Linked DNA regions of Homo sapiens: region 1 is linked to region 2. A link is a contact called in ENCODE Hi-C data. All regions are on one chromosome and are shown on one strand. Each heading gives the region's core, a stretch centred on a gene start or an enhancer-like site at or near the end of the contact. The rest is flanking DNA. Distances are from core to core; before and after follow the strand shown.

Region 1 (3,661 bases), core at 422-2,921, 540 kb before region 2:
GTCTCAAACTCCTGACTTCAGGTGATCTGCCCACCTTGGCCTCCCAAAGTGCTGGGATTACAGGCGTGAGCCACTGCACCCAGCCAGATTTCATTTTCAATAAAAGCAGCTTGATATTGCTGCAAGAGACACTGAAGATCAGAGTGTAATATAATAGGAAACTGTTCATAATTATAATTGATGTGCTGTAAGTATTGTGATTAATGTATACATGTTGATACTACTCCTTTCTTCTACATGTGTTACAATTTATGGTTCATCAGATCACAGTAGTGCTGAACACTCTACAAATCTCACTCCCCAGCTGAGGGAAGGTGTTAAGATGAATCTGTGCCCCTGCCTGTGGAGCTATTATCCATTTTTCCACTTAGATTTACATTGCACCAGCACTTAGACACGAACAAGATTCATGGCATCTGGGGAGGGGGAGGGGAAACTAAATTGTTGCTTAATTTTCTTCTTTAAAAAAACTTCCTTTGCTTTCTAACAAAGTGGTTAGTGTAGAAATTTCCAAATTGTCTTACTGCTTTAGCCTCTAAACCTACATTTGAAATGGTTCTCTTTAGTCCTAATATTATTATTATTATTAGTAGTAGTAGTAGTAGTAGTAGTAGTAGTACTAGTAGTAGTAGTAGTAGTAGTATTCTAGAGACAGGGTCTCTCTCTGTCACCCAGGCTGAAGTGCAGTGGTGCGATCATAGCCGACTGCAGGCTTAAACACCTAGGCTCAAGCAATCCTCCCACCTCAGCTTCCTGAGTAGCTGGGAGTACAGGTGTGCACGAGGATACTCTGCTAATTTTTTAATTTTTGTAGAGATGGGGTCTCACTATGTTGCTCAGGCTGGTCTCAAACTCCTGGCTTCAAGTGATCCTCCCACCTCAGCCTAGTCCTATTGTAGACATTTTTTCTTCAATGAAGTGTGTTGTTGATGCCAGTGGGAGTTAACTACATTTAAAAATCTCCTCTTTCATCCATGAGAGGATATTTTTGAAGAAACATCTTTTCTTTATTCCCTTTTAAAGTTTTTGTGAAAATAGTATATATATAGGTTAAGAAATAAAATAGCACAGAAATGCTTATAATGAAAAGCCATGGTTCCCTTCCAAGGACAACATGTCTCTGTGGTAATAGATGCTCACTGATGTAATAGTAGTTTACTTGCCTGATGTAATAGTAGTAATAATAATAATAAGCTTATACTCTTGCCTTTTTGCTATTTGTTCATAATCCTTCTCCCTTCCTCAACTGATAGTTATTATTTTAACTTTTCTAGTGATAATCTTTGTACCTTAAAATAATAGTTTTAAACCTCAATTTCTTGTCCCAATTTATGTAGTTAAATCTTGACTCTCCTGTCTGTTAGATCAAGATGTTAATAATCCCTGTGAAAACAGAGCATGAGTTCTCTTTTAAACTTCTCTTATGTGGTCTGAATTGTCTGTGTCTTCAGGAGTCAGGGGCCATGTTTAATTACTTGGCTTTTCTCTTTGGTGTTTCTGTTTTGTTTTTAGATATGAGTGGTGAACTTTGGTTATCCATCTGTATTTAAGAGCAAGGGGCTGAGTTTTATTTTTCTTCACAGATGGTGTGGGTTTCCCCTGCTCTTATATATGTAGATCCGGTTTCCTGTTATTGCTGCCTATGAATAGGAAATCTGCATGGAACCTTGATGTTGGGTGGGGGGCTTGTCTCCTGGAAGTTTCACTTTCAGATCAAGACTGAGAATGGGCTGGATTTTAGTCAGGAGTTTATGTGTGTGTGGTAAGGGGATTCAAAGGATTTAAATACCTGGGGATTTGACGGGGGCGGGGTGTGCTTTACTCTAGAGTGTTTGCATATAATCTGGCCCTCCTAGTTCTTTCTAGACAGTTTTTTTTAACTTTTTATTTTGAACTAATTTTAGACGTAGAGACAAGTTACTAAAATAATACAGAGTTTCTGTATGTCCCTCATGCGGCTTCCCGTAATGTTAATGTTATCTACTATATCCAGGCAGTTTTTCAATTTCTTTATAGATCAAGAGTCCTCTGATATTTGGCCCCCAAGTAAAATCATGGGTTTCTAGTGCAGTGCATGGACCTAAGGCAGGGAGTAGGGGAGGAGAGTGAGGGGTACCCACAGTGTCCCTTAGGCAGACTTCAGTTCACTTCTCTCTTCTCCACCCGGACTTGAAATCCCAGTCTCTGTTGCAGCTTCCCAGTGGGCCTGGGGTTTTGTTGGCATGTTGCTGGACAGCTCACTCCCACCCTCTGACTTTCCTGAAGTTTTCTCCAATATATTCTAGACTCTTTCATTCTTGCTTTGTATCAGGTAGGGTTCTCCATAGTGGGGGTTGGGGGATGGGGAAGTGGCAGAGGGGTGAAAGAAAGACAGAGAAATATTTGTTTTAAGGAATTGGCTCACGCAGTCGTGGGGGCTGGGAAGTCCAAAACCCATGGGGCAGGCAGACATGCCAGAAATTCAGTTAAGAGTTGATGTTGCAGTCTTGAGTCCCAAATTCATAGCACAGGCCAGCAGACTGGAAACTCAGGCAGGAATTCTATGTTACAGTCTTTTTTATTTTCTTTCTTTTTTTCTGTGGTAAGAACAAAACTTGAGATTTACCCTCGTATCAAATGTTTAAGTACACCCTGTATTATTCTTGATAATGTCAAGACAAGAATGACAGTGGATTTCTAGGGCATATTCATCTTGTTTGACTGAAACTTTATACCCACTAATGAATAACTCCTCATTTTCTATGTTACAATCTTGAGGCAGAATTCCTTCTTCTCCAAGAAAGCTCAGTTTTTGCCCTTATGGCCTTCAGCTGATTAGATGAGGCCTACCCATATGATGGAGGGTAATCTGATTGACTTAAATTCAGATGATTGTAACTGTTCATCACATCCACAAATACCCTCACAGCAACATATAGACTAGTGTTTGACCAAACAACTGGCCACCATAGCCTAGCCAAGTTGACACATAAAACTGTCATACATTCTATTCTATTTGCCATCTTCTTCCTGGCCTCCAGAAATTTGTTGAAATTTTCTTTTCATGATGTTCATCTCCCAATTGCATCACTCTCATGTCTTTTTCCTTTTAGTATTATTCTCTTAGAGTCCAGAGAATCAAAGTTTATTTGTTAAAGAGAACCCAGTTTTTCATACAGGTGCCTCTCCCAAACACTGGCATGTCAACGAAGGTCAGCAGTCTTCTTAAGGTTAAAAAAGAGAAAAGGCATATGATTTAGCTCAAATTTATTTGCCTTACATATTACTCTAGACAGTTTCATCAGTGTTCATTTTTGGGTATCTATCTCATTGTACTTATTTAGAGTTTTTTATATATTCATGTTATTTACTCTGACCTATTTAAATGAAACTGTTTTCCTATTTATTTGGAAGTAAGTTCATCCAATGTGAAATATTTTTTAAAATCTTCATACTGTGAGTTTAATTTTAAAATAATAAACTACGATTTTTAAAGGGTTTATTCACATTACCTTGAGCAATACTTTGTCTAAATTAGATGCTCAAAAAATTGCTTACATTTTCAAAAAATTATTTAGCTTTGTATAATAAAGGCATAAGTTAATATGATACTTAGAGATTTTGAATGCTTTAATTGTGGGTATTTAACTCCCTGCCCACTTTTGATGCTACTTATAAGGTA
Region 2 (3,238 bases), core at 258-2,757:
TGTGGTTTATTTAAAAATTATAAATGGGGTCAGGTGCTGTGGCTCACACTTGTAATCCCAGCACTTTGGGAGGCTGAGGCGGGTGGGTTACTTGAGGTCAGGAGTTTGAGACCAGCCTGCTCAGTGAAACCCTCTCTCTACTAAAAAATACAAAAATTAGCTGGATGTGGTGGTGCATGCCTGTAATCCCACCTACTTGGGAGGCTGAGGCAGAAGAATTGCTTGAACCTGGGAGGCGGAGGTTGCAGTAAGCCGAGATCATGCCACACTGTGCTCCAAACTGGGCAACAGAGTGAGACTATTTTTTAAAAAAAAAAAAAATTATAAATGGGCTACTGTTTACTTGTCTTTGCCCTGCTTTGACCATATGCCTCTGGAGGGCAGGATCCTGGTCTTTTCACATCTCTGTATCCCCACAAAAAGGTTCAATTCATTTACCTTAAGGACTTCATGTTCCTTAAATCAGCTCTAAAGGCCAGGCTTTCTGATCTCTTTCTTTTTTTTTTTTTTTCTTTTTTTGAGACGGAGTCTTGCTCTGTCGCCCAGGCTGGAGTGCAGTGGCACGATCTCGGCTCACTGCAAGCTCCGCCTCCCGGGTTCACGCCATTCTCCTGCCTCAGCCTCCTGAGTAGCTGGGACTACAGGCGCCCGCCACCACGCCCGGCTAATTTTTTGTATTTTTTTAGTAGAGACGGGGTTTCACCGTGTTATCGAGGATGGTCTCAATCTTCTGACCTCATGATCTGCCCGCCTTGGCCTCCCAAAGTGCTGGGATTACAGGCGTGAGCCACTGCGCCCGGCCTAGGCTTTCTGATTTCTAGCCCAGGGCCCATTTTGGCTACACCAGACAGTATAAATAGCAATAGGAATGGATGTACTTCACTTGGAATTCCTGGGCTTGGGAAAACTGGCATGGGAAAGGCCAGGAGTTTTCTGCTGGGGTTTGGATCCTCTTCTGGAACAACCCCCCATAATTCAGTAGACTAAAGTACTGAGGGTGCTTTTGGTGAGGCAACCGCCTGCCCTTCCAATTCCTTCAGACAAAGATTAGACAGATGGATCCTGTGAAGGTTATGGCGAAAGAAGGAACATTTCCATCGAGGGAGCTTTACCATTTCTTCCCACGAAACTAGGTGAAAGGTAGTGGAGTCTGCCTAGTTACTGAGGCCAAATGATCTCATAATTACTGCTGGGAGGGGCCGTCATGCCTTAGTTTGCTTTACTTTGCTAGAGTGTAAAGGGTAATGCTTAGATATTAGATTCCAAGAAACGGAAAGGAAAGAGGATTGCTTTCCTTCATTTTATGCCTTCTTGGAAATGGAGAAGTTTCCAGGAGAAGAATCTGTATTCCATGGTCTGTGGCTTCCTAAGAGTAGCTCAAGTCCCAGTTTCTGGGAGTGGCATCTTCATAAGGATGTTTATCATATTTCAGTGTCTTAGTAAGGGCCCCAGTTTCCTCGCCTCCACACCAAATCCTCCTCCCTCAGCCTGTGTCACAGAGCTGCTCTCCGTCACACCTTACTCAAATTGAGAACACATAGGTTTTTTTTTTTTTTTTTTTTAATTTTTAAAAGCTTGGGGAATGTAAACATTTTCTACATGACTAATGAAGCTAGGCATTGTAGATAAGAGAAGCAGTGAATGTTTTAAAATCAGTCACGGTTACTGCTGGATTTTATTAGAAACACTCAGACTGGTCTAGTTTTGGGGGGTTAATATGAAATTTATAGCACAGCTGAGTAAATAAGGGTATCCACTTATTTTCAGAAATGATTTTTGAAGTTTAAACCACTTACTATGAACATTTTATAACATAGAAAACAGGTACAAAGTAGATAGAATAGTATAAACAAGGCAATCTTGTTTCATCTATATACCTGTAGCCCACCACTCCTACCTCCTACTGGTTTTGAGACAAATCCCAGACCACACTATCTTTTCATCTGTAACTATTGCAGTGTATAACTCTACAAGATAAAGATTCTTTGAAAAAATAAACACAATACCAATATCAAACCTTAAGGCTAAAAATTGTAATTGATTTTTAAAAAAATGAGTGAAATATGGCTGTTTTTCAGGGAAACTATTAGCACAATGTAGTAGTATTTAGGATTGGAGTGGACTAAAGCATCTCTAGGCACACTGTTGGGTATCTGGTTACCCAGTAGGGGACTTGGGAGAGTTCCTGTTCTCACACTAGTCCACATGGCTCTTGCTAGCACAGCAGTAGGAGCTGCCTACTTTGACATCACCAGGTACCAGGACCCCTTTTCTCTTGCCCTTCCTGCTCTGGCTATACTGGAGAGAGGAAGAAATGGAAATGCCATTCCCCAATCTCAACACCTGAGTCAGATTCGGCTCTCTTGAAGCTGAAGAAGAGAGATTCCCAATGACACGAATCAGCATGAAAGGAATTATGGTTGTGAACAGAATGTATCAAAGTGGGTGGTGTCCATGACTCTAGGTGGGATGATGGAGTCACTCTGCATCCTGTCTGTGCCTCAGGCTGCAGCTGCTTCTCTTTAATCTGCCCTCCCACCCCCTCCTCACCCCCCACTCCCCACCACATACCCAAGAGACAGTGAGAGAAACCTGAGCAGCAGCAGACATGGGGTGATGTGATATCCAGGCTGCCCACTTCCTCTGGCCCGTCAATACTTTGTGTCAGCAAGTCCTCAGGCTGTGCTGGCCCTCAAGATTGTCTGGATTTTTCATATGAAAAAAAGCTCAACATCACTGATCATTAGAGAAATACAAATCAAAACCACAATGAGATACCATCTCACACCAGTGAATGGCGATTATTAAAAAGTGAAGAAAAAACAGATGCTGGCAAGGCTGCAGAGAAAAAGGAACACTTTTACATTGTTGGTGGGAGTGTAAATTAGTTCAATTATTGTGGAAGAGAGTGTGGCAATTCCTTAAAGACCCAGAGGCAAAAATACCATTTGACCCAGTAATCCCATTACTGGGTATGTACCCAAAGGAACAGAAATCATTCTGTTATAAAGATACAGGCACAAGTATGTTCACTGCAGCATTATTCACAATAGCAAAGTCATGGAATCAACCCAAATGCCCATCAATTATAGAGTGGATAAAGAAAATGTGGTAAATATACACCATGGAATACTACGCATCCATAAAAAAGACTGAGATCATGTCCTTTGCAGGAACATGGATGGAGCTGGAAGCCATCATTCTCGGCCAACTAATGCAGGAAAAGAAAATCAAACAC

What was found. Hi-C counts contacts between places; a loop is a spot of excess contacts on that map. Pooled maps may share reads with other maps.
Region 1: a pooled map shows a loop between it and region 2 (15-fold over the local background). The contact joins two enhancer-like sites. A Hi-C loop is called at or near these places in 2 of 37 single-sample maps with no recorded cell type and 9 of 50 pooled maps.

What each region holds. Positions count from the first base shown.
Region 1 is chr5:126,986,266-126,989,926 of GRCh38, reverse strand. The region is part of intron 1 of MARCHF3 (membrane associated ring-CH-type finger 3); the gene reads left to right. Among named protein-coding and RNA genes, the nearest start is that of MARCHF3, 42 kb to the left of the region's middle. RefSeq lists enhancers at 1,511-1,690, 1,701-1,780. Within about 2 kb of position 1,671, at least 7 of the 41 ENCODE cell types and tissues checked have a DNase peak (open chromatin) inside an H3K27ac peak, as active enhancers do.
Region 2 is chr5:126,444,945-126,448,182 of GRCh38, reverse strand. The region is part of intron 1 of GRAMD2B (GRAM domain containing 2B); the gene reads right to left. Among named protein-coding and RNA genes, the nearest start is that of GRAMD2B, 23 kb to the right of the region's middle. RefSeq lists an enhancer at 2,158-3,238. Within about 2 kb of position 1,507, at least 10 of the 41 ENCODE cell types and tissues checked have a DNase peak (open chromatin) inside an H3K27ac peak, as active enhancers do.